3 separate regions of the Homo sapiens genome follow, and regions 1 and 3 are each linked to region 2. The links are chromatin loops, found by intact Hi-C in ENCODE. Cell type or tissue: Caco-2. All regions are shown on one strand.

Evidence for each region. Hi-C counts contacts between places; a loop is a spot of excess contacts. Peaks named below come from ENCODE experiments on the same cell type or tissue, not always from the same donor. Only the 100,000 strongest peaks of a DNase experiment are listed, where the experiment ranks them.
Region 1: a loop joins it to region 2, with 4 times the contacts of the local background. A loop is called at or near these places in 63 of 110 quality-filtered maps.
Region 3: a loop joins it to region 2, with 3 times the contacts of the local background. A loop is called at or near these places in 6 of 110 quality-filtered maps.

Annotation. Positions count from the first base shown.
Region 1 is chr1:170,962,505-170,970,504 of GRCh38, forward strand. It overlaps MROH9 (maestro heat like repeat family member 9), which reads left to right. Exons shown (of 22, transcript NM_001163629.2): 7 at 2,647-2,751. Among named protein-coding and RNA genes, the nearest start is that of MROH9, 31 kb to the left of the region's middle. In Caco-2, a CTCF peak has its summit at 4,724 (motif pointing right); no DNase peak of the experiment used is centred here.
Region 2 is chr1:171,206,763-171,214,762 of GRCh38, forward strand. FMO2 (flavin containing dimethylaniline monoxygenase 2) reads left to right here. Exons shown (of 9, transcript NM_001460.5): 8 at 956-1,028; 9 at 2,032-5,924. The coding sequence ends at 2,383. The region is part of intron 2 of FMO1-AS1 (FMO1 antisense RNA 1); the gene reads right to left. All of the region lies in intron 1 of LOC124900413 (a long non-coding RNA gene), which reads right to left. Among named protein-coding and RNA genes, the nearest start is that of FMO2, 25 kb to the left of the region's middle. In Caco-2, no CTCF peak of the experiment used is centred here; a DNase peak (open chromatin) is centred at 3,839.
Region 3 is chr1:171,156,720-171,164,719 of GRCh38, forward strand. The region is part of intron 3 of FMO1-AS1 (FMO1 antisense RNA 1); the gene reads right to left. It also overlaps the pseudogene FMO6P. Among named protein-coding and RNA genes, the nearest start is that of FMO2, 25 kb to the right of the region's middle. In Caco-2, no CTCF peak of the experiment used is centred here; DNase peaks (open chromatin) are centred at 3,672 and 4,452.

The sequences.
Region 1 (8,000 bases), 240 kb before region 2:
CATGTCTTGTGGTCTTCAACTTTGCATTCCTAACATGTTGGCATCAGAGGCCAACTGTCCAGAAGTACTGGAAAAATAGATGGATTTATCCTACCAGGAGCATCTATGAGCTGTATAAATCATAAATACATACAAGTAAAGAAGCAGTATTGGTATTTATGAATACAAAAAGGAATTTGAATGAAAATAAAAATGTATTAAGCTAATTTGTGCCTAATTTGAGCTGTTTTTTTTAATTCATTTAAAAAATGTTATCCACTAGCTAGCCATATGCAGAAGATTGATATTGGACCCCTTCCTTACACCATATACAAAAATTAACTGAAGATGGATTAAAGACTTAAATGTAAACCCCAAAACTATAAAAATCCTAGAAGACAACTTATGCAATACCATTCTGGACATAGGAACAGGCAAAAATTTCGTGAAAAAGACACCAAAAGCAGTTGCAAATGGGACCAAAAGCAAAAATTGACAAATGGGATCTAATTAAACTGAAGAGCTTCTGCCCAGCGAAAGAAACTATCAACAGAGTAAACAGACAACCTACAGATTGGGAGAAAATTTTTGCAAACTATCCATCTGACAAAGGTCTAATATCCAGCATCTATAAGGAACTTAAGTTTACAAGAAAAAAAAAAACTCCATTACAAAGTGGGCAAAGGACATGAACAGACACTTTTCAAAAGAAGACATACATGTGGCCAACAAGAATATGAAAAAAAGCTCAACCTCATTGATGATTAAAGAAATGCAAATCAAAACCACAATGAGATACCAACTACCACCAGTCAGAATGACTATTCTTAAAAAGTCAAAAAACAACAGATGCTGGCAGGGTTGTGGAGAAAAATAAATGTTTATACACTGTTGGTGGGAGTGTAAATTAGTACAACCATTGTACAAAACAGCATGGTGATTCCTCGAAGACCTAAAAACAGAAATACCATTTGACCCAGCAATTCGATTACTGGATATAATATATCCAGAGGAATATAAATTGTTCTGTCATAAAGACAAATGCACACATATACTTGTTGCAGCACTATTCATAATAGCAAAGACATGGAATCAACCTAAATAACCACCTGTGGTAGACTGGATAAAGAAACTGTAGTACACATACACCATGGGATACTATGCAGCCATACAAAAGAATAAGATTATGTACTTTGCAGGAATTTGGATGGAGCTGGAAGCCATTAGCCTTAACAAACTAACACAGAAACAGAAAACCAAATACTGCATGTTCTCACTTATTAGTGAGAGCTAAGTGATGAGAAAACATGAACACATATTGGGGAACAAGAGATACTGGGGCCTGACAAAGGGTGGAGGTTGGGAAGAGAGAGAGAATAAGGAAAAATAATTAATGGGTACTAGGCTTAATATCACAAGTTTATCTATATAAAAACCTGCACATGTACCTCTGAACTTAAAATAAAAGTTAAAAAAAGTTGTTATCCTCACAACCCTTCACCGTGATTATGAATCCTCCCCTTCCCTGCCCATGCATGCTCTTTTATTCACTCCATGACACTATCAATAGCTTCCATTTATTGAGTTAAGCATTGACTCCATGTCAGGCACTAAATTGAATATGTGGGTTATCTCATACAATCCTTAACATAATTCCATGAGGAGGTTACTATTAATTCTTCCATTTCACAGATTTAAAAAAAATGAAAACGGAGAAAGGAGCAATAATATATATAATGCTAATGTGTGGAGGAGCCCCTCTAGCTTGGAAGCCTGTTACTTAACCACTTTGTTCTTATACCTACCATGCCTAAAAGCTTCCCTGCTTCTCAAAAAGGGCTGAAACCTCACTCCTGAAAAGGACAAGGCAGAGAGGCTGACCCCTCTGAGATTTAGAAACTCTTTCACCTTAGGAAATAGACTTCAAACATTTTTCACAATGGGAGCAAGAAAAGGTGAAGAGGTTTGGCCAACCATTGACATAAATATAGTAGACCCTGACAGATTGCCTTAAAGAAGGCTATTAATGGCGATTGGCATATGAGGCATATGCAGTATTCTTCCCTTTTCAAGGTTGTAAATGTGTCCTTGCCTCTGAGGATTAAGAACAGCTAGAAGGTGCAGCTAAGACAGATTTGAAAAAAAATTTGCAAGAACTTTCTAACCAACCTGCCTCCGGTAATGTACTCTCTAACCATAAGCCAGAATATTTGAGTGGTGAATTGGCAGAGGAATTCTGGAATAAGATGATATTGCAGGATCAGACAAGATTTTAAATCTCTTTAAAGCTGAAAGGCAGATTGTCATTTAAAAATAAAAGGGAGAATACATACTTTGAAAGAAAAAGAGGAGGCAAAGCAGCTGGTAATCATGTCATAGCTTCGTACTGAACTATTCATGGTGCCTAACAAAGTGACTATTATAGTGGATATTAGTAAATACTTTTTGAATATAATAAAATAAAATAAAACCCAGATACAGTTTCCATAGTAGATGAAGTAGTATACTAGATGCTTATTGTCTGTGTTTTTGAGATAAATGTAGGTTAAGTGTGAAATAACCAGGAGAATGTAGGAAGGCCTGATTTGGTGAAGTTGAAGAATAGAGGAAAGGTTCTTGGAAAATGGAAATTTCATGGTTCTAGGATGACTTTTATGTTTCCAACAGGAAATGCTCGTGTGGATGAGTAAAGATAGCTCATATCTGCAAGAGAGAATAATGGTGATCATCAACAAGGTGTTAAGATTTACAGTCACAAAAGTCAGAAAATACGTAAGTCACAGAATATAACAATGCCACCTGATTCTGAAGACTGCATTTCCATAGTGCTGCTTTCCATGTCTTGGGTCCTAACAGTACTTGACAGGTCCTTGGTATTATTGTACTGGTAGGTTGGTTGGGATATCAGAAAAGGAGTCAATATCCCACATGACTTTTTGTCAATCAGAACAGAGTTTCTCAAACAATTGGTTAAGACGCATCATGCTTTATGCAAAGAGCATGAGGGTGTTAAAACCAGATTCTTGCTGACTCTGAAATTTCCTCTGTAGACCACAATTTGTAATCTTTAAAATCCTTCCAACCTTACCTTTCTTCTTATGTATTACTTCCTAAAATAATTTGAAAGCTGTTATTTATTTTAAATTTATACAAGTAATCCTCAAGTTCTTTCATTGTGAAACATGCTAGAGGTAGAGCATAAATCTCCCTTTACTATCCTCTCCACACCAACCCTGTCCTTAGCCATGTCAGCATGATGTGTGTCCTAACAAACCACTTTCAATGTGCACACCCACATATAAAACACACACTGAAATACATAGCTTTATTATTTATTGTTTCTTTACTAAAGTTATATTCACATATGGTTCTACAATTTGCTTTTTTTCACTGAAACAATACATCCTATAGACATTTTCATGTCAACATATGTAGATTCATTTTATTATTTTAAATACAGTATATAGCCCATAGTTTTGACATATTATGATCCATTTAGCTATTTTTCAGTTGATGGACATTAAAGTATCATTTAATTTTTTTCTGCTTCAAACAATACAAAACAGGCATCTTTGTGCAAGTACATGAGTGTGTACCTGGAAAGGCTTAGAAAGATAATGGTCAGATAAAGAAGTATGATAGGTTAAAGTTTAGTAACACAAAATTGTCCACCAATTTGCATTCATGTAAATATTAAGGTGCCCATTTCCCCACACCTTCACAAATACTGGGATACAATCAGACTTTTTAATTTTTGCATTTCGGATGGAGAACAAATAGGTATGTCATAATCACCAGTATTTACTGAGTTTGTCTATACTTTGAATGACATCATGGCCTGCCTTCTCAAAAACCTTATACTACCTATGAACATTTCCCTTTTGTGGATACTGTATATTCAGCCTCTGTTTCCCAACTCATCCTTCACAGCGATTTGTAAACATACTCTGCTAATTACTTATCTGATTGCTGGAGTCACTTCAGGAGGAGATAAAAGTAAAGAGGGTGAGAAACATGCATTCATGATGTTATCTTTATCCATTTTCTACTGCTTGTACAAGCAGTCCCCAGATTTATTGAGATGAAGAATCTAGATCAGCTTTGTAATACCTCTGAATTTTTACTATTTTGTTTAAACTCAGCTTTGGAACATAATACAATTTACTTAGATGGGGGACACAGTCCAGAGTGTTCTTTGTATCATGCTAATTCCCTATTTCAGTGTCCCAAAAAAGAGAGTGAGCGGCTTATTTCAATCTTCTGATTCTCTGACCTGGGAAGGCAGCCTTTCTCTAACTTCTAAAATAGCTCGAGTTATACATTTGGTGTCCAGAAGGTTCACCATTGAAAATTTTGCAAGTGAGGCTTGAAATTAAGTGTATCTCACCACTCAAAACTGTTTTCTGCACAGCTCCTAAAATGTGTTATATATTCAGCAAGTATTTGATGACAATTGTTTGACTAGAGCCTAGTCACATGTTTCTCTCTGCATTTGATATATTCTAGTGAGTTCCACTCAAGTAGCAGATAGGCATTTTGGAGTTTCATCTTCTATCACTTCTTTCCATTACTGTAGTAGAGTTCATTCTCCTTTGCATACATCCCATCCTTCAACTGCAAAGGAATAAATATGTAAATTCACATGTGTAGCAGAAGGTTCTCATAAATTGTTAGTTGAGAGTTCCTAGCTATAACTCAGATTTGTTCGAGAAACCCAACGGAATAACCTATTACTCGGTTCTGCAATGTTCACTAAGTGCCACCAGGTGGAAGTACTTCAGTATTTTCCAGAACATTGAAACTAGAGCTAGAATCAACCAGCTCATCACAATCAGGGAAGCATAAAACTTCAGTAAGTTCGCTTTCTCTTTAAAATATTGTCTTGTAAAGATGATTAAGCCTGTGAAATTAATTGGGGAGGCAAATATACAAAACAAAAAAATCAAAACACACTGTTGACAAATTAAAATCTGAGATTCCCACAGCCCTAGTCTGTGTATCTCTGTATCTGACACATTGTATATCATCAACGAATATTTGTTCTACCCTTCTCTAAGTGCATCCACCTCATTTGTTATCTGGTACTGTTCCTACACTGGATAGACTTTTTTCTCCATAATAACCCTAGCCTAGGTCCTCCAGAGTGTCAGAGATTCTTGTCCTATTGAACAATTCTATCATTTTTATCTTGTCATAAACATTTTTAAAGTGATGATTTGTCTCACATGACTCATGTGCCCATCAGGGTAGAGAAACTCCTGCACTCAAAGCACATGTTCCTTCAATTAAATGGTTCAACTTTCAACAGGCAAAGAAATGTAAGTTAAGCATGTCAACTTATAGCATTAAGATTTTTTTCCTAGCTTTGTTCCTTTGGCACATCAGCATTTAAAAATGGATGGTGGGTTTCCAGCTAAATCTAACAAATTGCCCATGTGTATATATCTCCTTCTCCTCCAGAGTCCCCACAAAATGATGGTAATAAAATATTTTAAAAGTATAAATACACAGCAACAAAAAGAATTAATGAAGTGTTTTCAATGGGCTAGTGATGCCAACAAATTTCTGGAAGACAGATTAGGTAGAAGATAAAACCTGGCAGGGGAATTGAATGGTGGGAACCCATGAGCATTAGGGTAGGAGTTAGCTGAAAGAAAAGTAGTGTGCCCTGTAGAACCCTAGAGAGTGAGTTATGAAAGGCCAAATAATGATAAGGGCTGGGAGTCAAAGGCAGGCTGGAAACACATGCATTAATTCAAAGGATTAATTGAAAACATGTACAGAAGAACCTACATTGTCCCGCATTCCTCTTGACACACATTGGCAGACAGAAGTTGAGAATTTTTCTTTTGCAAAAACCATTGTTAAGCTCCCTGAGAAAAGAGTCTTGCATTCTGTCTAGCTATACTACAGCATGACCCCAGCCTCCCTCCCAGTTGCTCTAAAACAAAGTACAACAGGTGGCAAGCCTTGCTCACACACAAAACCCCATCAAGAGGCATTACATCCTTAAATTTTAAGCAGCAACCACACTTTGTGAAATTTGGGGAAACTCTCCAAATAAAAGAGACCAACAAGGGTAAATAAAGAAAAAATTACTATTAAAGATAGAGAGACAGCTGGGCTTTGTGGCTCATGCCTATAATCCCAGTGCTTTGAGAGCCTGAGGTGGGAGGACCTCTTGAGCCCAGGAGTTCTAGGCTGCAGTGAGCTATGATCACACCACTGCAGTCCAGCCTGGGTGACAGAGTGAGACCCCATCTCCAAAAAAAGTAAAAATAAAAATAATTTTAAAAATAAAATAAAGAGATAATGCAGGGTACAGATGCGAAAGACATAGGTACATACTAAAAGGAAATATAACTAAAGTGAGCATGGCCTATACATTGAATAATTTTATCTAGTCATGGTGAGACCATATTATTGATTTTCAACTTTTAGAATTAATCTATAAACCCAGCACAGGAAAACTTAAATAAGTTACTGAATACAATGTAAATGCTATGAGCTCAAAAGTGCAAAAATTAAAGTGCAGAGAATAGTTTAGTGGTTCTCCAACAAGTTACACATAGAATTGCTATTTGACACAGAAATCTTAGGTATATACCTAAAAGAATTTAACAGTTTCTCAAACAAAAACTTGTACAAAGTGTTCATTGCAGCAAAATTCACAGTAGCTGAAAAGTGCAATCTAAATGTCCATCAACAGATAAATGAACAAATAAAATCTAACACACACATATGGCATATTATCCACTCAAAAAAAGGAATCAAGTTGTATACATGCTACAACATGCATAAACCTTGAAAACATTATACTAAGTGAAAGAAGCCAGGCACAAAAGGCTACATTTTGTATGATTCTACTTATGTTCCTATTCTGTTATGTTTTATCCTGTTACATTCCTATTCTGTTATTCTGTTCTATGAAACAAGAAATAAAAGTATTAATATATTAGTAAAACACAAAAGTAGAAGAATTAAAAATAATATACTATGATGAGTAATGTTCTCTATTGAGAGAATTGTGGCGAAGTGGAAGAATGGAATTGAGATAGACAATGTCTCAAACTGATGTTAGAAGCAAAGGTGCATTGTTTATAGAAACAGGGGAGACTTCCAGAAGAAGCAGCTGAAAACCATAGAAGTGGTTGCTTCTGGAACCTAGCACTTAACACTATCATTACTGTTAAGATAAGGGACTGGAGAGGCCAGATCTACAAAGAAAGGGCACAGTTAAAAGGGCCAGAAAACTAAGCAGGAATACTTAGGTTTAGGAGTGAATACCGAGAAGCTACTTTTCTCCAGTTTTTAAATATCTGCTTCTTTTTAGTACTTGGGTAGATTTTCTATAAAGGCAGGATATATCATACCGAAAGCTCTCAAAGTCTCATCTTAGAGGAGGGGTAACTGTGGTTGTCACGCTTCTGAAGGGGCTTGGCAGGATATACATCAGTGTGCTCCACGATCCACGCTGCCTTACTCCTCTCTCAGCCTACCTTGGGTCATGTCCCACTTCCTAAACATGCCTTTTTAGTTGGTGACAGTAAGTGGATATGCAGTCTAGGCACGACCACACATACTCTGCTAGAGACATACACCTAGATAGATCCTAACTGGCAAACAGAACAGAAGGAAACCACTAGGAGCTTCATTTACAAAAACATCTACTAAGAACTACACATCTAACAAGCTCCTGAGCAGGGATAATCAGAGAGGACATTTGAGGCAAAACCTGTAATATAAGATGACTGTAAGGCCAATCCCCTGTAAGTGGTGCTCAGCTTCAGTGAGGTAAGCTGTGAGAAGTACTACTCTTCTCTCATACCCAGTAGAGAGAGAAAACTTGATCCTTTTTCTCATGCCCATACACAATGATGGTTTTAAGATCTTGCCATCGAGTGGGAAAAAAAAAAAACTTGGAATGCAAACCCAAAGAAAAGGACATTCAGGCAAAGAGAGCATTTCCCCCTAGGGCCTAGAGCAGAGGCTGTCTGCTCCCAGATTCTCCAAAGCCACAG
Region 2 (8,000 bases):
GTGGGGAAAGACTACAGCCTCAGGGATGAAAGAGAAAGCTACTGAAATAGCCTATGCTAAAATATGATGCATCCTGGGCCAGGGCAGAGATACAAAGTGGAAAGGAAGCCATAAATGTGAGAAATCATTAAGGGAAAAATCAGCATGACATTATAATTGGTTCAATGTGGGAAAGTCAGAGAAATAGAGAGGAATCTAGGAGGACTTACAGATCTCTGGCATTGGAAACCAGGTGGACAGTAGTGCTGTGAATACAGAGGGGGTGTGCAGAAAATGATGCAAGTCTGGACAGGAGGGCTTCAGTGAGGAGCTCAGGTCTGGACTACTTGAACATGAGATGTCTGATGACTCTAGGCAAGGGGACTTGACCATATTTCAACACATCCAAAGCTCAGGGGACACTTGTGGGCAGGCGATGGAGTCATGAGCACACAGTAATAACTTCTGCATCAATCTTTCCCTATCTCTACTGCCCTACTCTCATCTCTCACCAGGTTTATTTCAACAGCCTCTTTACTGGTCTCCCCAGCTTTGGGCTTGCCTCCCTGGAGTCCATTTTCCTAAATTCAGCAGCCAGACAGATCTTTCCAAAAAATAAATCTGATCTTCTCACTTCATTCAGAATACTCTTCCACTGATTTGATTTGGGGCCTCCTGTCACCTTCAGGATAGAGCCCAAACCACTAGTCATGGCTGCCAGGCTCCCAGACACACTTCCCTTTTCCAGCCTCTTCTCTTGGCCCTCTCCACTTGTAGTCCATGCCGTAGACTGTGCACCCTGGACAGTGTCACATAGAGTGCTATGGGGGTGGCACCCCCTGAAGTTCAACAGCACGGAAGCCCTGACTGGTATGACATGGTTCAATGTCCAGAGTTTAATTTTAAGAATCAACAACTAGACAAAGTAATGATATTGACTCAAACTTACTATTCAAACCAACCTTTTATTCCTTAGGCTTGTGTAGCCTGCCCTCAGAGAGAACTATGATGATGGACATTATCAAAAGGAATGAAAAAAGAATTGACCTGTAAGAATTTTTTTTAATTCTTTACATGAAGCAGTGTTTCTCAAAGTACAGTGATCTAACTACTTACAAGAACCACCTAGCTGCCTGATAAAATGCAAATTTCTGGGCTATAGCCCAGATGATTGAATCAGAAACTCCGTGTGTGAGGCTAAAAAGTTGCATTTTTATCTTCTTCCTAAGCGATTCTTATACATACTAGGTTAAGAACCAAATACTTAAAGATAAGAATTGTACCAAATCAGAGCACTTCTCCTTGGCTTAATTTCATTTCAGTTGTATATGATGCCTATGTCAGATTCCATAACTTCTCAAGCCACCTACACTCTGTGGTTAGAGAGGGAATAGGATGAGACAGTGGTGGTGATAGTAGCTTGAATAGCTGTGAAAAGTTAGAGAATCCCCATCAGAATAAATTAGGAAGGGGTTGGTGTGAAGGTTCAAGGATTTGTACTTTGTGATGAGGTAAAATGAGGTTCAACAGTGATCGAGTACCCTTGGAAAGTTGATTTGGGGCTTACATCAGGTGTAAAGAGTTTTCTCATGTTCAAATTCAAATTTACCTAAGATTGATTGAGTATCTACTATACGCCATCCAGACTGCCAGGTACTTTAGTAATTTAACAAGCAAATATTAAGCATCTCCTTTGAGCAAGACACCAAGCTATGCTTTCATATGCATTATCTCATGAATTCCTGCAGCCGCCCTGGCTAGCATGTACTTGCCTGGAGATTTGCCACCGCTTAAAAAATGCCAAACAATGGTTACCAATCTTGTCACATTTCTAGAGCATCCATGAATTCATGGCTCTTTATTTGAGGGCGTATTCTCAATCTGAGATATGAGCCTCCTGGTATGATAAACTCAAACTTTCCACCAGAGATTCATTGAAAACTCATTCACATATTCACTCATTCCTTCATTCCTTTAGCAGTTTTGAATGCCTAATATTCTAGAAAACTTAGAACATTCTGTGAACATTCCCTTTTTACTTTCTTCACTAAGGTTTGGAGAAAGCCAGAGCCAGACGTTGCAGACCAATTATGTTGACTACTTGGACGAGCTCGCCTTAGAGATAGGTGCGAAGCCAGATTTCTGCTCTCTCTTGTTCAAAGATCCTAAACTGGCTGTGAGACTCTATTTCGGACCCTGCAACTCCTATCAGTATCGCCTGGTTGGGCCTGGGCAATGGGAAGGAGCCAGAAATGCCATCTTCACCCAGAAACAAAGAATACTGAAGCCACTCAAGACTCGGGCCCTGAAGGATTCATCTAATTTCTCAGTTTCTTTTCTGTTGAAAATCCTGGGCCTTCTTGCTGTTGTTGTGGCCTTTTTTTGCCAACTTCAATGGTCCTAGTCAGCATAATGCTTTGGGCTTTATTATCTTGTCAGTCACTACCTCCTAAAGAAAAAAAAAAAGGCTAGAAGAAAAAACATTACATTCATGTTCTAATTATAGATTTTAGAGTTAGGTAGTACAGGTAAGGGGGAAATTGTAAAGAATTAGCAGAATTAGGCATATGTACAAAACCAAAATTTTGTCATGAAATTTTGCCTTTCCACGCTTCCCTCAGTTCACCAAAGTTACCAAAATGTAAAATAAAATAAGACTGGCTCAGGTAAGTAGTGCTGCCAACCCTGATATAGGGGAGTTGTATGGAAAAATAGTAGAATTACACAGCATGAAAAGCAGCCCATGGTTTAAATTATTGGACAATTTAAATTGTGGGTAAATATTTAAAACTCCTGAACAATGTTTCTGATGGTCTTCTATCCACCCTACTTGGTAACAAAGTTCTCAGATGTTAGGTCATGTTTCATTTGCTCAGTCGGGGATCACTCAAAACTACTAGACAAAAAAGTGAGAGGATAGATTTAGAAAACATCAGTGATGCTCAGATAAACTTTTAGGACCTCATATTAAGAGCTAAGCAAATGGCCACATTTCCTATATTTTGACAGAGATACTGCTGGAAAAATTAAAATTAAAATGCCATAATAGCTACCTAACAAATATATATGTTTAATGTTTATCATAGGCCAGACATTGTGCTATGTGCATATCATATGTATTATTTCATTTAATTCTCACAACAATTCTGTGAAATGGTTACAGCTATTATAGTCATTTCACAGATGATGAAACTAAGATTCAGAGCAGCTGATCTTGTGAGGCAGCTGGAATTGGAACTCAGATTTGTTGAACTCTAGAACTAAAGATCATAATGTTGTCTTGTAATATATTTATTTACAAAACACTTCATTATTTATAAAGAATTTACTAACAGTTTATCTTATTTATACCCATACATCTGCTACTTTGGGAGGCCCTTTACATAGAAAACAGCATTCTTTTTGCCAAATATGACCAAATTACTTTTATTTATAATTTTTGATTTATATTTCAGCTAGATCTAAAAAGCATCTGAAGGAATTTACAATGAAAGATACCTATGCAATAACATTTAGGATAATCTTTGACATTTTGGAAAAATAAGAATTGAGGAAAAAAAGTGTATCTTTCAAGTAGATGCAAAGCATTATAATGACTGACACTTGTATCTAACTCCAGTCTTACAGATAACTAAGGCAAAAAGCTAAATAAACAATATGTAACCTCTAACATTTGGTAAAAGGAAGTATACTGGTCTGTTAGCAGAGACAAACTTTTTTTAGAATTGAAGTCTGAAACAAACAAAAGCAATTCAATGTCAATAGACATTAAGCAACATAATAGACAAACATCTCCTAAGGGAACATTTGTTACAGCTGCTCCTTCCCTGAACTGTGCTTTGGAAGATAAGCTCTGTCCTGAGTCCAAACCAAGCCCTTCCAAGAGAGAACAAAGGTCAGAGATGTTGAAGATTCCAGCAAATTTCTCCTCTTATTTCTACCAAGCCTTTGTGAACATTGCTCTTCATTTTGGCCTGTACTTCTCCCTCAGGGACGTAGAACAATGGAATGTCAGTCAGTCTCTGTAGTTAAAACTTTTTCTTTAAAATTCAATTAAGGTACTTCTCCCTCAGGGACGTAGAACAATGGAATGTCAGTCAGTCTCTGTAGTTAAAACTTTTTCTTTAAAATTCAATTAAGGTACTTCTCCCTCAGGGACGTAGAACAATGGAATGTCAGTCAGTCTCTGTAGTTAAAACTTTTTCTTTAAAATTCAATTAAGTTACACCAGAATTTACAGGCAAGATTTTTTTTTTCATTGCTCCCATAAGCAAATTTGTTTTAAAATAATTGTAAATGAGGTATATACTTAGTTCTTGGTTAAAAAATATATTGCTTTGTTAAGTATTAAAGATTATTTGTAAGTCATTGTATTAATAATACTAATAAAATTTATCAAGCCTTTATAGCAAGGGTCAGTGAATTACCACTGCCTGTGGGCCAAATCTAGCTCACTATCTGTTTTTGTAAATAAAATTTTATAATAGTACACAGCCACACTCATTCATTTATTTTCTGTGGTTGCTTTCAAGCTACAATTGTAGAGTTGGGTAGTCGCAACAGAATCTCTGTGGCCCACAAGGCTAAAATATTTACATTCTCACCCATTACAGAAAAAGTTTGATAATTCCTGCTTTATAATATGTAAGGCATTGTCCCATTTTGCATAACTTGCCTTATTTCATCATTATCACTACCCATTTAGTAGCTATGGTTGTTATCTTACTTCTACAGTGGAAGAGATTGAAAAGCATTTGTCAGGTTAATGCTAAATCAGTGCGGAAATATAGCTCCACTAGGAAAATATTATTAAATTTATATCCCTAAAATTTTTAGAAATCTCTCAAAATCTTTCCAAATGTTCTGGTATCTTTGAAAAATGTAAATAGTTTATTTATAGAGAACCCTACCTCTGAGGTTGACTCAAAGGTTAAAGAAGGCTCATCAGTCTATCCTTCTGCCTCCATATATCCTGAACATCAAACTATCCCAGGAAAACCATCTAGAGTAGTTTGTTTCAAAATATTAGCCACAGACCACCTACATCACAATAACTCAGGGAGCTTATAGAAGTGAAGATTCCTGAATATAAACATAGTAATAATTCAACCTACTGAATGGAAATCTCTGCTGAAATCCACAGTTTTCATAAGCTCCCCAGATGATTCCTGTGTACATTAAATCTAGAAACCATTAGTTTGAGATCTCTCAAAAATAAAAATAAAAATTGCTTTCAGAGAGTAGCCCATGAAATTTCCCATTCTTCAAGGACAAATTCCTTCTGTTCAGCCTTGGTCCTCCAACTGCAGTTTACAATTTTTGTTCTTCTCCTGTAAAGAATGTCAATGGTTATCACCTTCAATAGTTTCAATATGTCCCCCAAAGTTATGTGTTTGAAACTTGCAATAGTATTGGGAGATGGGGCCTAATGAGGTGATTAGGTGAAGTCTCTGCCCTCATGAAAAGATTAATCCCATTATCTCAGGAGTGTGTTGGTTATAAAAGCAAGTTTGGCTCCCTCTTTTCCTCACACACTCTTTTTCCCTTCTGCCTTCACCTTTGCCGTGGGTGGACACAGCAAGAAGGCCCTCATCAGATGCTGGCCCCTTGGTCTTGAATTTCCTAGCCTCTACAACTAAGCCAAATAAATTTCTGTTTATTATAAATAACCCAGTCTCAGATATTCTGTTACAGAAACACAAAATGGACTAAGACACCACCCTTTTCCAAAATCTCTCCTTGTGATGGCTCCCTTTACTAACCTTTCTTTTAGCTATTCCCTTTATGATAGTTTCTTAATTTTTTCTATCAAAAGCTAAATATGGCACACTTGTTCTTTACAGAAAAATAAAGATATTTTAAACAAAATACTAGGGCCATGGTATGTAATAAAATTTGAAACAATAATTTCAAATAATAAAGATTGAAAATGCTTAACCCAGAAAGAATCCAGCATCCACATTATAATGAGGATTAAAAGGGAAGCCTCTTTTGTACCATCAGTCTTTCATCCGGGAAGCTGCTGCTCCTGACCTGCAACTTTGGCTGTTTCCAAGGAGGCAGAATGTGTTAACAGGACTCACTTTCTTGCCCATTATGCCCTGTGACTAAATGGATTAATGAAGCTAAGTACAAGGCTTCTAAGACTAGATTCTACTTAATCCAGGTCACATGTCAAAATGAGACTAAATATGCAAGGATTTTATTAAGGAAAATACCCGTATAAAGGAAAATAAGGAGAGAGTATGCTAAGGTTTGAGTGTGTCCCCCAAAAGTCCATGAGTTGGAAACTTAATTCCTCCATGCAGCAGTGTTGGGAGGTAGAACCTAGTGAGAGGTGTTTGGGTCAGGGAGGTTCCAGCATCACGAAGGAATTCAGACAGCCATCTCTTTCCTCTTCCACATGCCCACTTCCTCTTTCACTTCTCTGCCATGTCATAGTGCAGATCAAGACATTCACCAGAGGCCAATTAAATGACAGTTCCTTAATCTTAAACTTCCCAGCCTTCAGAACTATAAGAAATACATTTCTTTTCTTTGTAAAAGAAAATAAATTTATTTTGCTTTATATATTCTGCTATAGTAACTGAAAGAAGACTAAAATAAAGGAGTGAAAAGCTGGAAGAGTCATCAGATTGCAACACAAGTCTGACACTGAGTGAAAAAGAGAGGGGAGAAAGGTTGGGTAGAAACATCTTAGACTGCTGTGCAGTCTAAGGAAGATTCATCAGGACCATTGAGAAGTCTTCAAGCCACCAAAGGTGTCCCAAGTCTCTCTAACATACTTACCCACTGGCTGAAAACAGCTCATAGGAAAGCGAGACTTAGCACAAGCACCGAAATGTATCTCAAGTACAGCAGCTGAAGAGCTTGGTCAATTATACTGCCTGTACTAACTATATTAGAGATCCATGAGGCACATTCTCATGGCTGCCACAGGTTTATCACCTCCTTTGTCATTCAAAACTCTCTAATTGATTGTAACCTATCTTCCCAGCCTTACCTCCCACTGCTATGCCCACCATGCTTGCTTTCCGGCCAAACCATGTGACTTACTATTCTACAGAGATGGCGGCACTTGGTCTTGCTTTGTGCTGTTGCAGGATTTTTCCATAGTTCAACTAAAGTCGGGGTTCTTTGTCCCACAGCCATGAAAGTTCAGGCTCACAGACAATTTGAATGGTGAGTAAGACAGGGCTTTATTGAGTAAAAAGGAAGAATTAAAAGGAAACAGGGATTCTCCGCAAGGCCGGAGTCCCTTGCTAGAGTGCTTCCTGCCCTGGAGTTCAAACTCCAGTTTCCACACGGGAAGAGGAGGGGCCAGGCTCCTCCCCACTACAAATGGTGCAAATTTTTGAGGCTCCACCCCAGTGCGCAGGTGGGTTGGAGTTTTTCCAGGGACCTTCTCCCACTTGGCTGTCTCATTCCCCCCTCTAAAGAAGTACATCTAACTGCCCTTAAAATAAGGATAAGGACAAAGACAAATCTTAACAGCTTCCTGCTGACAGGTGGCACTGTTTTGGGGAAACGGCAGTCAGAGCTTCCTCAGAGGCCTATTTAAGGGTTCCTGGCAAAAGGGGCCATTGTCAGAGGCTCTGGTTGCATGACCATTTGGAGTTCGATGGCCTGAAGGCAAGGACAAACAAACCGGGTTATTAGAAAACATATATCAAAGCAAAACAAAGGGAGGGACAAAGACAGCTCAAAAATTCTAAGGTCTTTTTCCAGTTTGCACAGGGAGAGGGAGGCCAAAAGCCTGACTGGTTAAAAAAAAATTGTTTAAAGTAAAAAACTTCACCTTTTTGCCGGAATGTTGGGCTTCTGGGTTTCCTTCCCCTGAGCCCAATCCTAAGCCAACCAGTTTAAGGTTTGGGAAATTAACTCTTTCCAGTTTGGAGGATGCATCTGATGTGAGTGTCTCATAGTATGAAGATGCAACTACCTATTTGTGAAGAGAGAACTGAGGGGGAAAAAGGAAAAAAGAAGGCATTTTTTAAAGGAGTCCCAGGGGTTCAGGATGC
Region 3 (8,000 bases), 50 kb before region 2:
AAGTAGTCTAATTTCCCCCAAACACAACATTCTAATTCAGCCTTTATATCAGGGAGTCATAAGGACCTTTAAGGCTCATCACATACCATACTCTATGGAAAAGATAGTCAATGCTGTGGAAGATAACCCAATAGAGAGAACATCATGAAAGTCTGGAAGGATTATACCATTGAAGATGCCCTAATTGTTATAGAAAAAGCCATGAAAGCCATCAATCCTAAAACAACATATTTCTCCTGGAGAAAACTATGTCCAGATGTTATATATGACTTCAGAGGATTTACAACAGACCAGTCACAGAAATCATGAAAAAGATTATGGATATGGCAAAATAAAAAGGTGAGGGTGAAGGGTTTCAAGATATGGATCATGGAGAAATTCAACAGCTAATAGACACCACTAATAGACACTTTTAATTCCACACTAGAGGAACTAAAAGATGATTTGATGGAGATGAGTCCTTCCAAAGCAGTGCCAGATGAGAACGAAGACATAGAAAAAGCCATGCCAGAAATAAATTGACATTAGATCATCTGGCAGACAGTTTCCAGTTATTTAAGACTTCTTTTGACTTCTTTTATATAACATGGACCCTTCTATGATACAGGCACTGAAACTAAAGCAAATGATAGAGGAAGGATTACTACTATATAGAAAATTTTTAGAGAAATAAAAAAGCAAAGTCAGACAGAAATTATAATATATTTCCATAATTACACCAATGGGCCTGCCTCTCCTGCCCCCAATTCTACCTCCTCCATCTCTTCCGCTTCTGCCACCCCTGAAACAGCAAGACCAACCCCTTCTGTTTCTCCTCCTCCTCCTCAGCCTACTCAACATAAAGATGATAAGGATGAAGACATTTATGATAAACCACTTCCACTTAATGAATAGTAAACATATTTTTTCTTCCTCATAATTTTCTTAATAACATTTTCTTTTCTCCATATTACTTTATTGTAAGAATAGTATTTAATACGTATGACATATAAAATATGTGTTAATCAACTGTTTGCATTATTGGTAAGGCTTCCAGTCAACAGGTTATTAAGAGTTAAGTATTTGGGGAGTCAAAAGTTATACATGGATTTTTGACTGCAAGAGGGCTCAATGCCCCTAACCCCTCAGTTCTTCCAAAGTCAACTGATATAGGAAGTTTCTTTACTTTTTCAAGCATTTAACATTGCATTGATATGTCAACCTAAAGGAAAACACTGAGGCAAATTTAATATAAAAAGAGAATTGATTTGGGCCAAGTTTGAGGACTGCAACCCAGGAGCACAGAGTCAAATTGCCCTGAATATGCACTCCGTTGGCAGCAGTTACAAGTAGGTTTTTTAAAGGAAATACAAAAGAGTCAACTTCTAAGTTGTTTACCAAGAACTTACATTAAAATTATATAAGCTATTGATTGGCTATATACTGTTCTTCGTATCACAAATTCTACGAACATGAAGATGATGAGTGAGACAGCTAGTCAGGAATAAAAATGCCTTTTAACAATTGCCGCCAGGCATTGGTAGAGGGCAGCATGACAAGTCCCATACACGTGGCTCTCTCAGCTTGATAAATTTTGCATACCTCACATAGTGCAAACTACTCTGAGCTATTTTTCTTCTCTCACATTGAATGCCACAATGTAGTCACCCATTCAGGGCCTAGAGAAGAAAAGAAATGGAACCCTCAGATTCAACAAAACCTCTCCTGCACAACTTCAGCCAGTTGACGAACAACTTGCAGAGTTGGGCACTTTTATGTGCTAACAATTCATGCAGCTTGATACCCTTTCCTTTAGAGCCCAGTAGAAATAAAAATGAGGAAATAGAGAGGTTAAAATGTTCATCTTATTGCTTAAATGATAAGCTGCTCTTCAGAGTTTCAAAAAGCAAATTACACCATATTCCAACTAAAAGAACTATAGAGGCGGAAAGGAGGTGATCTCTTTTCTCTCTGTCATAAAAGGTAATGGCCAACACCCCTATAACAAAAGACAGGTTAACAAGAGAAAACGTGACAGATTTATTACGTGCACATGTGTGCATGAGAGCCTTACAAAACATGAACTCAAAGGAGGGCCAGATCATTCATGTTTAAATATTCTCTTCACTGGGGTTAGGGGAGATGGAAGTGTAAAAGTAAATGATTTTTCAGAGGAAATTAATAAGTCCAAAGAACACAGATTAGACCAAGTTTCTCTGGGCTTTGGGGGAGGTGTAATCACCCAACAGATTCATCTTGCTCACTGCCCAGAAAAGCTGATGCCCTGAGAACAGCAGGTTTTTCCAATAGAGAGAGTTTAATAAACACACAGCTGTCAGAGGCATTTGAACCAGAGTGACTCCATCTTGAATAGGGGCTGGGTAAAATGAGGCTGAGACCCACTAGGCTGCATTCCCAGGAGGTTAGGCATTCTTAGTCACAGGATGAGAAAAGAGGCCAGCACAAGATTCAGGTCACAAAGACCTGGCTGATAAAACAGGATTCAGTAACGAAGCTGGCCAAAACCCACCAAAACCAAGATGATGAAAAAAGTGACCTCTGGTCGTCCTCACTACTCATTATATGCTGATTATAATGAATTAGCATGCTAGAAGACACTCCCACCAGCACTGTGATAGTTTACAAATGCCATGGCAATATCAGGAAGTTACCCTATATAGTCTAAAAAGGGGAGGAACCCTCAGTTCTGGGAACTGCCCATTTCTTTCCTGTAAAACTTATGAATAATCCACCCCTTGTTTAACATGTAATCAAGAAGTAACTATAAGTATACTCAGTTGAGCAGCCCATGCCACTGCTCTGCCTATGAAGTAGCCATTCTTTTATTCCTTTACTTTCTTAATAAACTCGCTTTCACTTTATGGACTGGCCCTGAATTCTTTCTTGTGAGAGGTCCAAGAACCCTCTTTTGGGGTCTGGCCAGCTAAACGGAAGGACAGGAGTTTATTACTACTCAAATCAGCCTCCATGAAAATTCAGAGGCTAGATTTTTTTAAGGATAGTTTGGTAGTCAGGGGCTAGGGAATGGGGAATGCTGATTGGTTGGGTCAGGGATGAAACCATAGGGAGTCAAAGCTTGTCTTCTGGTCTTCCTGGGAGGAGACCACATGACAAGATGAACCAGTTTACCAGTCTGGGTAGTGCCAGCCGGCCCATCAGAATGCAGGGTCTGAAAAATATCTTGAGCACCAATGGTAGGTTTTATAATGGTGATGTTATCCATAGGAGCAATTGGGGACTTCTGACTGCATGACTCCTGAGCCCTAATTTCTTATCTTGTGGCTAATTTGTTAGTTCTACAAAAGCAGTCTGATCTCCAAGCAAGGAGGGGGTTTGTTTTGGGAAAGGGCTGTTACCATCTTTGTTTCAAAGTTAAACTGTAAACTAAATGTCTCCCATAGTTAGCTTGGCCTATGCTCAGGAATGAATAATGGCAGCTTGGAGATTAGAAGAAAGATGGAGTAATTACATTTTTTTTTTCACATTTTTTTCACTGTCACAATTTTTTTAAAGGTGATTTCAGAGGTAACATCACAGGACATGGGAGACTAAAGGGAGGAAAGTATGTCAAACAAAGGCTGTCCTGTTCTGCAGACGAAACCTCACAGAAAGCAACTCTCAGAGTCAGTAGCCTATGATGAAAGTTTCTCTGTCAGACATTCAGCAGTGCCTGACTCTCAGTCTCTCTCTCCTGCAAGTTAATCTTTCCTAGAGTGGGCAAGGGAGGCCTCCGAGAAAGCCTAGTTTCCATCTTCTGTTTACTTCCTTTTATTTTCTCCACAGATAAAAATCTCCTTCACAAAAGGCAGCTTTTCAGGGCTGTTTCTGTCTGCAGGCCCTCTGAATAGCCATCTCAAAATCTGTCAACGAAGTGTATATTTTGCAGTAAAATATTTTTTGTTTTCTTTAGTATGAAACAATTTATATTATTAGATTACAGGAGTATTAAAACCATCCATGATCTCACTTTTAAACAAACCAATCTGAAAGTCTAACATTGGGGCAGATTCTAAGCAATGTCTTATAAAGAATAATTATGTGTTAATGAGTAAACTAAGTTAATTAGTCTCCTTAAACCAGAGGGTCAGTTTACTCCAGGCCACATGGTCAAAGGCAAAAGTCCAACATTACATCAAACTCAAATAGAGATTAGGAAGGAGGAGAAAAGCAGCTCACTTAGCTAAAGAAAAAACAATAAATTCAATTTTGTGGAAAAGGAGGGCATAAATGGAGGTGCTATCTAAAATGTTATTTTTCTGAAAGAAAAAATAAGAAATTAATGCTCCTATTTGCAACTGTAACACTTATTCCAGTATGTTCTCTTCTTTCTTCATGTTTGGCCAGAGCCAGACTTTGCAGACAGATTACATCACATATGTGGATGAGCTGGGCTCTTTCATAGGGGCCAAGCCTAACATACCATGGCTCTTCCTGACAGATCCCCGCCTGGCCCTGGAGGTGTACTTTGGCCCTTGCAGCCCATACCAGTTTCGACTGATGGGACCAGGGAAGTGGGATGGGGCCAGAAATGCCATCCTGACCCAGTGGAACCGGACAGTGAAGCCAACCAGGACAAGAGTTGTCAGTGAAGTTCAGCGACCCCATCCCTTTTACAATTTGCTTAAAATGCTTTCATTCCCATTACTCCTTCTGGCTGTTACACTTACATTTTATTAATGAGAAAGTCTTTGAGGTCTCAAAATTCAGCATAGAAGTGTAATCACACAATACAACACACACACACACACACATACACACACACAATCACAACATAGTTCCTCTCTCCTTTCCTGAAGATATGAAAATCAGTCTTGGCCCATTTGAATTAAAGTATAAGTAAAATGGAAAATACTCAGCCTCTCTCTCTCTGTTGGGAATCTGTTCTCTAAAAGGCTTTTCACATGCTGAATTGGCAAATTTGGGGATGCTTAAGATAAGACAGGAAGTTGAATAAGCATGAGCACAGATTTTCAGGCTGAACAAAGTTTAACAAAATGTAAAGGCATTTTATTTTGTCCATTATAGTATATTAACCAATGTATTTTTCATATTAACTGAAGTTATTGACATTAAATCAACATAGAGAGATAAGTTTATACCAATACAACAACGAAGATAAAATGAACACATTGCTTGAAAGATACATACTGCCAAAGCTCTCCCAAGAAGAAGCATATAACCTGAATAGACCTAAATCTATTAAAGTACTTGAATTTGTAGTTTAAAAACTCTTCCACAAAGAACAGGCCAAGAACCAGGTCTTCACTGGTTAATTCTGTCAAACATTTGAGAAAGCAATATACCAACTATATGCAAAATTTTCCAGAAGATTAAAGAGGACAGAATAATCCTCAGCTCATCATAGCCCTGACACCTAAACAAGACAAACACATTCTAAAAAAATAAAATATAGATCAATATCCTTCATGAAGATATATGCAAAAATTCTTAACAAATGTTAATATAATCAAACAGTTTATAAAATGAATAGCATAACCAAGTAAGAATTATTCTGGAAAAGCAATGTTGGTTTAATAGTCAATGTAATTCACCACATTTGTAAACTAAAAATGAAAAACCATAGGATCATCTCAATAGATGCATAAAAAGCATCTGACAAAAGCCAACATCCATTCCTGAAGAAAACTCTCAACAAAGTGATAGAAGGAAACTTCCTCAACATGAAAAAGGGCATCTATGAAAAACCTACAGCTAATATCATACTGAATGGTGGAAAACTAAACGCTGTATTTCTAAGAGCAGGAACAATATAAAGGCCTTGGTTCTCACCACTTCTAGTCAACATCCTACTGGGGTTTCTAGCCAGTGCAATAAGGAAAAAAAAAGAGGAATAAAAGATATCAAAAGTGGAATGGGAGAAGTAGAACTTTCTTTATTCTTAGACAACATAATTGTCTATACAGAAATTATTTTGAAATCTACATAAAAATTACAGAACAAATAATTATATTTCTATATACTAACAGTAAACAGTAGAAAATTAGAAAATTGTAAACTATTATTTATAACATCCAAAAATATGAAATATTTAGGATAAGCCAGCATAAGAAAGGTAAAAACCATACACTGAAAGCTAAAAAACATAGCTGAGAGTAATTAAAGGTCTAAATAAATGGAGAGATACACTATATCCTGGGTTGAACCACCGATATTGTGGTGATGTCAATTATCCTCAAGTTGATCCATAATTTCAATGCAATACTAATCAACCCCCTAACATGCTTTTTTATAGAAATTGAAAACTGATTCTAAAATGTATAAGGTATTTAAAGGACCTAGAATTGTTAAAAAATAACTTTGAAAAGGCCGGGCACAAAGGCTCACGCCAGTAATCCCAGTATTTCGGGAAGCTGAGGCAGGCGGATCACCTGAGGTCAGGAGTTCGAGACCAGCCTGGCCAACATGGAGAAACCCCATCTCTACTAAAAATACAAAATTAGCCAGACGTGGTGGTGCATGCCTGTAATCCCAGCTACTCGGGAGGCTGAGACAGGAGAATCGCTTGAGGCGGAGGTTGCAGTGAGCCGAGATTGTGCCATTGCACTCCAGTCTGGGCAACAAGAGCCAAACTCCATTTCAAAAGAAAAAACAAATGTGGAGCATTAACACTACCTGACTTCTGATTTCAGAATTTCTTATTTTATGAAGCTACAGTAATCAAGTCAGTATGTTATGGTGTGAAGATAAACAATAGGTCAATAAAAAAGAATGGAATGTCTGGAAATAGAACCACACAATATGGACAAAGGTGAAAATTCAGTAAAGACAGGAGAGTCTTTTCAACAAATGATGTTGGAACCATTGGATATCATGCAATATGGAAAAAAAAAAACTTCAGTCAATACTTTGTACTATATACAAAAAGTAACTGAAAGAGGATTATAGAACTAAAACCCTAAAACTTCTAGCAGAAAATGAAAAAGAAAATCTTTGGGTTAGGCAAAAATGTCTTAGATACAATACTAAATGCACAATATTCATTTTTAAAATTGTGTAAATTGAACTTCATCAAAATTAAGAACAGTTCTAGCATATTCTCACTCACAGGTGGGAATTGAACAATGAGATCACATGGACACAGGAAGGGGAATATCACACTCTGGGGACTGTTGTGGGGTAGGGGGAGGGGGGAGGGATAGCATTGGGAGATATACCTAATGCTAAATGACGAGTTAGTGGGTGCAGCGCACCAGCATGACACATGTATACATATGTAACTAACCTGCACAATGTGCACATGTACCCTAAAACTTAAAGTATAATAAAAAAAAAGAACAGTTCTAATATTCCTTTAGGAAAGAATACAGTAAGTACATTGATACTTATGACATCCACATTATTTGTATCTAATAAAAGCAGGATGAATATTCTAACTCAATTTGTCTAATTGGAGAGATGGATAAGTCATAGTAGAAAAAGTTCAGACTTGAAAAGAAAAATGTATACCAAACTATCTCAATTTGTTTTTAGAATATGTATAATTTATCCTAGTAATCAAAATTGGTTCAAACCAGATGTGTCTCCAAAGTATTCTTGTGTACATGTGTATGTGTACACACATGCTAGTGTTGTGTTGTGTTTAGTATGATGCTAGATTGTGTAACAGAAAGAGTCTGTAAGAATTATAAGCTGATTTTCCAAATATCCTATGCACATATTTCTGAGTCCTCTGTTCAATCTGGGGACTACCAATGAAGACTAATCTGGAATCTTGGAGAGAGACACTTGGGAAGAACAAGAAAAATAATATTTTGAGTGGGGGTCTCTTTTCTGGAACATGTTTCAGGGTGTGAGAATCTCATTCCCTCCTCAGACCTAGTACTAGAGGGATGTTCTCCTCAACAAAGACTGTAGTGAAAGTTGGCTAAATGGACTGCTGAGCCCTTCAGACTTAGTTTATTTGAGCCAACTAGAAACTTTTTTGTAATTCAGACTTCTTGATATTTTATTCAATCATATGGATAATATTAATTTGCACT